3 separate regions of the Homo sapiens genome follow, and all the other regions are linked to region 2. Evidence: chromatin contacts called from ENCODE Hi-C or POLR2A ChIA-PET data. All regions are on one chromosome and are shown on one strand. Each heading gives the region's core, a stretch centred on a gene start or an enhancer-like site at or near the end of the contact. The rest is flanking DNA. Distances are from core to core; before and after follow the strand shown.

The links. A loop is a pair of places that touch in the nucleus more often than their neighbours do. ChIA-PET counts read pairs that join two places held with the same protein, here RNA polymerase II (POLR2A). Pooled maps may share reads with other maps.
Region 1: a pooled map shows a loop between it and region 2 (15-fold over the local background). The contact joins the promoter of FARSB here to the promoter of ATIC in region 2. A Hi-C loop is called at or near these places in 4 of 50 pooled maps. POLR2A ChIA-PET finds 5 or more read pairs at or near these places in 2 of 52 experiments (T-cell and activated CD4-positive, alpha-beta memory T cell).
Region 3: a map of CD4-positive, alpha-beta memory T cell shows a loop between it and region 2 (18-fold over the local background). The contact joins the promoter of ACSL3 here to the promoter of ATIC in region 2. A Hi-C loop is called at or near these places in 2 of 168 maps with a recorded cell type or tissue (CD4-positive, alpha-beta memory T cell and naive thymus-derived CD4-positive, alpha-beta T cell) and 3 of 50 pooled maps.

Annotation. Positions count from the first base shown.
Region 1 is chr2:222,654,762-222,657,461 of GRCh38, forward strand. It overlaps FARSB (phenylalanyl-tRNA synthetase subunit beta), which reads right to left and starts at 1,331. Exons shown (of 17, transcript NM_005687.5): 1 at 1,255-1,331. The coding sequence starts at 1,312. It overlaps LOC124907985 (a long non-coding RNA gene), which reads left to right and starts at 1,672. Exons shown (of 2, transcript XR_007088095.1): 1 at 1,672-1,750. RefSeq lists an enhancer at 1,392-1,441 and a silencer at 1,558-1,754.
Region 2 is chr2:215,310,747-215,313,455 of GRCh38, forward strand. It overlaps ATIC (5-aminoimidazole-4-carboxamide ribonucleotide formyltransferase/IMP cyclohydrolase), which reads left to right and starts at 1,313. Exons shown (of 16, transcript NM_004044.7): 1 at 1,313-1,415; 2 at 1,752-1,878. The coding sequence starts at 1,397. It overlaps LOC124907975 (a long non-coding RNA gene), which reads right to left and starts at 1,226. Exons shown (of 2, transcript XR_007088075.1): 1 at 1-1,226. RefSeq lists an enhancer at 1,017-1,667 and silencers at 1,198-1,277, 1,288-1,657.
Region 3 is chr2:222,859,498-222,862,542 of GRCh38, forward strand. It overlaps ACSL3 (acyl-CoA synthetase long chain family member 3), which reads left to right and starts at 1,539. Exons shown (of 17, transcript NM_004457.5): 1 at 1,539-1,761. RefSeq lists an enhancer at 1,254-1,548 and silencers at 1,265-1,594, 1,665-2,034.

The DNA of each region.
Region 1 (2,700 bases), core at 81-2,580, 7.3 Mb after region 2:
TATTTTCACTGTAACAGTAATCTTATTCTGGGAAGCGGTGGCTGTCATTAAACCAATTAGGCCTTTGTTAACACACTGAGCCCTAAAAACAAAAAAAACAGCTCTCACGAACCAGTTGGTCCAGCCTTTATACAAGCTAAAAATTATGGGGTGGGGGCCGGGCGCGGTGGCTCACGCCTGTAATCCCAGCATTTTGGGAGGCCGCGGCAGGTGGATCACGAGGTCAGGAGTTTAAGACCAGCCTGGCCAAGATGGTGAAACCTGGTCTCTCTAAAAATACAAAAAAATTACTCGGGCGCGATGGCGGACGCCTGTAATCCCAGCTACTCGGGAGGCTGAGGCAGAAAATTGCTTGAACAGGGAGACGGAGGTTGCTGTCAGCCGAGATCGCGCCACTGCACTCCAGCCTGGGAGTGCAGACTCCGTCTCAAAAAATAAAAATAAAAAAAAAAATAGGGTGGGGCAGCTGCTACGGCTGTGAGGTAACTGATAACTGCATTTAATATCTCCCTCCTTTTTTTCAATGGTTGTGTTTTTAGAACTGATTAAAAGATGAAATGTAGAATGAAGTCTACACCCATTTAATACTCCCCATTCAGGTCTCAGATCAAATGTTACCACCCTATCTAAAGTTGTTCTTGGCACAACACCTTTTCTTTCCTTGATGGCATTTAACATTATCCGAAATCATTTTATTAACGTGCTGGTTAATTGTCTGCCTCCATCAGACAGAACGTGGACCTGACGTGTCGTGTGCACAGCTCTAGTCCTAAGCTCTTAGAACAGTGCCTGACACATAACAGGCGCTCAGGAAACATTAATAAAACGAAGACAGGTGGAATGCCGTTCTCCACCCCGCTGCACAAATCTCTCCTCCTACCCCCTTATAAACTGAGTTCCCACAGCGCTGCTATTGCAATTAACTGGCTACGCTCGGGATGCAACCCCGGGTTTCCTTCCTGTTCTATCCCCTGGCTTGGATGTCGGTGCCAGGCACGCTGTAGGCACTCGATGGCAGATCGCTGAATGAATGACACGGCAAGCCGGGCACAAGCAGTGGCACCGCTGCGATGCCGGTTCCGAGGCTACCACAGCCCAGCCGGACCGCCACCATCATCGGCCTTCCCGCGTAAACCCCGGCCTCCCGGAGCCAAAACCTTCAGGAAGGCATGAATGTCGCCACATTGCCCTTTTGGAGGGAGGCCCTGCCTCCGAGAAGAGGCGTAGGGCCCAACGTATAGGGCCGCCACTCACTGTAGGTGCGGCCCAGGGCTTGGAAGAGCAGATCACGCTTCACGCTGACAGTCGGCATGGTGTGTCGAACTCACTGCGCCTGCGCAGCGAGCTGACCCGGGCTTCCCTAGCGAAGCGCGTAGGACCCGCCTCTTCTTGTGCGTGTTGTCTTGAATATCGCCATTCTGCTGGCAACAGTTCCTGTTCTCTTTTTAACCTAAAAACACTCATCATGCCATTACCTCGCTGATTAAATGTATCTTTATGAGACTAATAGCTTAAAAGCCTGTAAGAAAGATATAATTTGATAGAACTGGCTAGGATTTGTCAGGCATTGTAATGTACTGACCCTGAAGTCCCGGATGCTTCCAGGGCGCTAACGGCCGGGGACGCCCACCAGGTGGGCGGGGCGAGAGTGGGGCGCGTCAGGGAGGGGGTGGGGCCTCCACGTGGGAGATCTTGCCTGGAGGTGGTGGAAATGCGAGTGGAGAGGGTTCAAGGCTTCCTGCAGAGAAAGGTGTGCAAATCCTGGCGGCGGGAGAGGGGCTGTTAACAGACCTCAGTTTTTACTTCATTCTTTAATCTCTCCTCTACTCGTATAAGTGATATACCTGTGCTTTGTTTGAACTTTACGGCAGCCCTATAAGGGAGGCATTGTAAGAGACCTCTTTTTTTGTCTATTTGCTCAGTGCTCTCTGCTGTCAGTGGGCTGTGCTCAGCCCTCTGCCAGCATTAAATTTCCTCCTTAAAACAACCCTGAGTGTAATAGGCTGAATAACGGCCCCCAATAATATCAGACCCTAATCCCTGCAACCTCTAAATGTAACTTTATATGGAAACAGCGTCTTTGCAGGTTAAGTTAAGGATTTTGAGATGAAGATTATCCTGGATTCGAAAGACGAACACTAAATGGAATCACAGTATCCTCATCAAATCATAAAAGGGAGGTTGAGAGAGACGATTTAGCCACGGTGGCAGAGATTGGAGTATGGCAGCCACAACCCAAGGATGCCAGCAGCCACCAGAAACAAAGAGACAAGCACACACTGGGGGTGAGGGGGTGGAGGAGCGGGGAGCATCAAGAATAGCTAATAGATGCTGGGCTTAATACTTAGGTGATGGGATGATCTGGGCAGCAAACCACCATGGCATACATTTACCTATGTAACAAACCTTCACATCCTGCACATGTATCCCTGAAATAAACAGAGACAAGGACAGATTCACGCCCAGCCCATGGGGCAGCCCTATAATGCATGCTGATTTGGGCCCAGTGAAACTGATTTTGGGTTTCTGGCCTCCAGAACTGTGAGAGCATAAATTTATGGTTTAAGTCAGCAAGTTCGTGGTAATTTGTTTCAGCAGCCAAGGGAAACTAATACATCAAGATAGGTACCATTATCCCTGTTTTACAGGTAATGAAACTAAGGCACAAACTGGCAGTTCCAGGGGGAGCCTTGCCCTAAT
Region 2 (2,709 bases), core at 63-2,562:
AAGTAGTTTTTAGGCACTTTTACAATACTGACTAAATTGTATAAAATAGTATTATAAATTAATATTTAAATTATAATTTTATGACGTGAAAATCAACAACGAATGTCAATTTCACTTCGTTTTGACTGTCATCTGTGGCCTCTGGAGTCCCTCACTTAAATCATTGGTCCTTGGTTTTATTTTTTAAGCCTATTAAAAAGGAGGATGGGGCCGGGCACGGTGGCTCACACCTGTAATCCCAGCACTTTGGGAGGCTGAGGTGGACAGATCATTTGAGGTCAGGAGTTGAAGACCGGCCTGGCCAACACCGTGAAACCCCATCTCTACTAAATATACAAAAAAAAAAAAAAAAAAGTACAACAACAACAAAAAATTAGACGGGTGTGGAGGCAGAGGCAGGAGAATTTCTTGAACCTGGGAGGCAGAGGTTGCAGTGAGCTGAGATGGTGCCACTGCTCTCCAGTCTGGGAGACAGAGCGAGACCCTGTCTCAAAACAAACAAGCAAACAAGCAAGCAAGCAAACAAACAAAAAACAAGTTGGGCATGGTGGCTCACCCCTGTAATCCCAGCACTTTGGGAAGCCGAGGCAGGCGGATCACCTGAGGTCAGGAGTTTGAGACCAGCTTGGCCAACATGGCGAAACCCCATGTCTACTAAAAATACAAAAATTAGCCGGGCATCGTGGCGCCTGCCTATAATTCCAGCTACTCGGGAGGCTGAGGCAGGATAAACTCTTGAACCCGGGATGTGGAGGTTGCAGGTTGCACGTGACATAGCCGAGATCGCGCCATTGCACTCCAGCCTGGGCAACAAAAGCGAAACTCCATCTCAAAAAAAAAAAAAAAAAACAAAAAAAACAAAAAAACCCAGAAAAACAAAAAAACAACAAACAAAAAGGGAGGATGGTAGATAACTGTCCAGATACTTTCCAGCTTTGCCGCTATATGAACTATTCCTTTTGTTTAGTTTTCAGCATGGGAGCTTCTGGCACTTTTACGTACTTTCCAGCTTCTGGGGACCGGCTGCCTAGAATAACAGGCATTTGCCCCAGAGGCCGTGGAGTGGCCTCACTTTGGGGTCGTGGGCAGATCGCTGGCTCCCACGCCTGGACTTCGGGATCGCAGGCAGGATCCCTTCCAGCCCAAGCACTCCGCCCAGGCGCGCCAGGCAGAGCCCCACCCCATCCCGCCGTTCCCTTCAGCCCCGGGGCGCGGATCTTGCATCTGAAACTGAGCAGAGCAGGGCGCCGGGCAGGGCCGGCGGGCCACGTGATAAGCCCGGAAACAGCTCCGCCCCCTCGCTTCCTGAGCCGCCACATCCCGGCAGCCCTCCTACCTGCGCACGTGGTGCCGCCGCTGCTGCCTCCCGCTCGCCCTGAACCCAGTGCCTGCAGCCATGGCTCCCGGCCAGCTCGGTGAGGCCCTAGCGGAGCGGCGCGGTCTGCGTCCTCGCCTGCGGCCCCCCACGCTCCCGCCTTGGCGGCGGCCGGCGGGACCCGGCACTGCAGGGGCGGCGCTGCGGGATTGAAAGCCAGCGTCCCCGCTCCCCGGCCGGGCCGCAGCCTGCGTGGGGCCCGCCTTAGAGCAGCTCGCGGGTGTAAGACCTGGGGAGGCCCGGACCAGGCCTGCGAACGCAGGGTCCAGGTGCTGGCCTTGCGATTCGAGAATCTCCTCCCCCAGACCCTCCCAAGGCCTTGCAGAACACAGTGCAATGTGCTGCGAATCATGAGAAAAAATGTCTTCTCTTTCAGCCTTATTTAGTGTCTCTGACAAAACCGGCCTTGTGGAATTTGCAAGAAACCTGACCGCTCTTGGTTTGAATCTGGTCGCTTCCGGAGGGACTGCAAAAGCTCTCAGGGATGCTGGTCTGGCAGTCAGGTAAGGCATAGCTAGTTCCATCAGAAAGGAGTGTGATCACATTAACCAGGAAGTATTGTATTCCAGGCACCAGCAGCAAAACGCCTTATTTACTCCTCCCAGTAGCGCTGTGAGGTTGGTGTAATACTTCCCCACTTTATGGGGAAAAAAAGTGAGGCTCAGAGAGATTTAGCAACTTTTAAGACCCTGGACGGCTGGGCTAGGTGGCTCACGCATGTAATCCCAGCACTTTGGGAGGCCGAGGTGGGCTGATCACTTACGGTCAAGAGTTCGAGACCAGCCTGGCCAACATGGTGAAACCCGTCTCTACTAAAAATACAAAAATTAGCCGGTATGGTGGCACACGCCTGTAATCCCAGCTACTGGGAAGGCTGAGGCAGGAGAATCGCTTGAACCTAGGAGGCGGAGGTTGTGGTGAGCCGAGATGGCACTACTGCACTCCATCCTGGGTGACAGAGAAAGACCCTGGACAACACACTGGACAGATTTAGCATCTTCTGCACAAGTTTAAACAGTTGAGTAAGGGAAAAGTAGGATTGGAACCCGTGCTGTTCCTGATTTTAGGACACTAGTCTTAGCCCCTTCCTTAAACAGATTAACTTAGGTGGGCCACTTGTTATGCAAGGAAAACTTCAGTTACTTTGACTGGTGATTTAATAAAACTCGACATCATGAAGATTCCAATTTACCTGCCTTCCCTTAGAATCTCTGGTAACCATATGAAGGTGCAAATCATTCATTCCCACGTTCACAAGCCCTTCATTAGCTGACTAGGCCATGGAAAGAAGGGACTTAGAAATGATTAACCAGGATGCCATTGCTGATGTCAAG
Region 3 (3,045 bases), core at 289-2,788, 7.5 Mb after region 2:
ACAATGTCTCTGAAGTATCTCTATGTATTTCTACTTAGCTTGTTAAACAGCAAACAAGATGAGAATTTAGAATTTTAATTCCCAGGACCATTTTCTTTTAAATATAGGTCCATATCCATAATATATATTCCATAATATAAAGATAATGAAGAAAGATATTGTTGGAATTCTTCTAGTCTGTTTTAGGCTTATGGATAGATAAAAAGGTGCAATATTAGTTTTCTTCTCTCGGAAAAAAACCAGTATTTTCCAGAGGATTTCATGGTTCTAGAAGTACTACTTCTAAAGCCTGCTTCTCTCTGCAGAGCTGCGAATGTCTTTTCAGATAAGAAATTCTGCATTCCATTTATCTTCAGGATGTATCCTTTGATAAGATTTCAACAGATTAATGAGCAACTGAACTGCCATATTTTGAAGTGGGAGAACAGTTTGCCTGAGTCAGGTATCCATCCCTTTAGGTTCTCGATTGGCCCTTGGCCCACGGTGAGTGAGCTCTCTTTGCTTGGTGCATCATCGCTCCACCTAGTTCAAGTTCTGGCGGCTTCCTGATTTTGATTCTCTTGGGAAATGAGGCCTGCTTTAGCCTGAGGCTGGCTCAGGAAGGCAACCTTTCACCTACTTAAGGAAAAGTTCACAGGCAAACTAAACAATATGTTGGGTTAAAAAAAGAGACCAATCCTACTAGTACTGGGTGAGTGAAAATCTTCTCTCTTACAGTACATGTAGTTCTACTACCTGCACTGGATGCTTTCTTTCTTATCCTTGTTTAGTGTCTAAAACGAGAAACAATGGCAAACTCCTTAAAATACAGAACCACTGTGGATTCCTAAGAACGTTCAAAAACAATAATTTGGAGTAAACTTTATTTTTTGAAAAGAAATAGCAAATTTGCATGGTGAGTGCATTTAGAGGAAAACGGGTTATATGCTAGGTCAAGTGAGGCCAAAACAAGAGAAATGATAATGGATAAGCTTTGAGTTTTTGAGGCTCTTCTTGCCCCAGGCAGTTCCAAAAGCCATTTTATTTGGCAGGATTTGACAGCAATTTCTGCAAGAACGGGATAACTAATCCAGTTAAAAACGAAAAAGAATATGCATACTATTTCATAATTTATATTGAAATTTATACATTACAGCAATAATTGTGCGACTGTAATTTTTTTTTTTTTTTTTTTGGTGGAGGGGTGTTTTTTCCTGGAGGGACGGAGCTCCTGCAGACCCTATTGGGCTAGCCGCTCCTCCCACGTCGCTGCCGCAGATCCCCGCTCCCCTCCCCCACCCGCGGTCCGTCCCTCCTGGTCGACCCCGTTCCCGCCCCCGCCCCGCGCAGACTGCAGCCAGGTCCGGTCCGCGGCGGCTCCGCGGAATGACCCGTAGTAACCTCGCCCCGCCCCGGGCCGCCAGCGCCGCGCTCCCCGGCCCGAATTCGATAGGCCCAGCCCCGCACGCGCCACCGCTCGCGGGCCAATGGGTGGCAGCCTCTCTGCATAGGCAACGAGTGCCGGCCGGGGGTGAGCGTCCCAGGCGGTTCCGCTCAACAGACGCTGCTGTGGCTGCGCCGGGCTGCGACACTGCAGTTGTCTACGCGGCCGGGGCCGGGACGAGGAGGCGTTGGACGGGGTCGCATACGTTCGTCCCCTCGCATTGCGGCCCCGACAGCTGCGCCAGGATCCCCGGGCGGCGGCGCGGGGCGTGAACGCTCTGGGGCTCAGCCAGGCCTGCGCGGGCCCGAGGCCGGAGGAACCCGGACTCCGGCGTAGCGGTGAGTGCGGCGCCGGTTGTGGGAGCGGCGGGAGCCGGTTGGCGGCGCGGCCTCCGCGTGCGGTTCGGCTGGGCCCGAGGGGCTCCCCAGCCTCGGGGCCTGGGACCCTGTCGTCGGCGCCGCACCTGACCGCTGGGTGTGCGCGCGGGCGGCCCGCGGCACCAGGAGCAGCGGCGAGCAGGGTGGGAGGCGGCCCGCTGGGGTCCGGGAAGCGGCTGACGTGGGGCCTCGGCCCTGAGCCCACGCGAGCCGGGAGCTGCAGCGCGAACGGCGTGGGGCGGCGCTGACCAGGCAGGGAGGATGCACTGCGTGCCTCCCGGCGCTGTGGGGCGGGGTGGGGAGGCCACCCCCTTGAATTAAGAGGGCTCTGCCGCGGCCCCAGCAGTGCGGTGTCCGTGGAAGGAGACTCAGCCCTGCGATTTCGGAAAACCCTTGTTTGGCGGGGCGGGAGGGGCTGTTGCTGCGTGGGGTGAGAAGAAACTAGGTGCGTGAGGTGGGTCGACCTTGGTGATTGGTTCTGGGCACTATCGTGGTGGTGGGACTGGGATTAAGACTGTCGTTTGGGGTTTGAGAGTTGCAGCTTTGCTTTTCCCCAAGTGCGTTTTAATCATATACTGTTGATAGGTTGGGTAACTCGGGGACTGCTTACTACCAGCAGTCCTGTGGGGTAGGTGTTATCAGGCTCGTTTCACAGATGAGGAGCCCGAGGCACAGGTTTTCAAATGGTTTTCGCAGGAAGTCTGATACTAGAAAGTGTGCTCTAAGCTGCTGTATAAAAGATCCCTCGAAAATGAAAAGGCTGGAGGAATGTCTTTAAAATTATATGGAAGCTAGAAAGGCAGTAGGCTTTGTGAACGAAATTATAGCTGAAAAGAATGACAAATAGCTGACATTTATTGAGCTTTTATTACATGCCACGCACTGTTTGGAGAGCTTTATGTACAGTGTCTTCACACTGTTAACAGTCCTCTGGGGTGGGGGTTATTCCCATTTTACAGCGGGAGAAACTGCAGATTGGACGACTTAGCTTGCCTCAGATCTCAGCTAGTAAGAAGCTGGGATTCAGACAGGCCTGTGTAAATCCAGAGCTCTGAAATCTAAGCACTATATTTTGCTGCCTCTCCTTGGTGGCTGGCTGAATAGTTTCCACAGTGGATTTTAGTCTGGGTGGCCAGGAGAGTTGTAGTTTGATGATACCTTCTTTCATGTTTATCAACCTATTTTGTTTCCCCAAATTAGTTCTGAGAGTTAAGGGTGCTGATGAGTTGCTCCTGAAAGTGTATT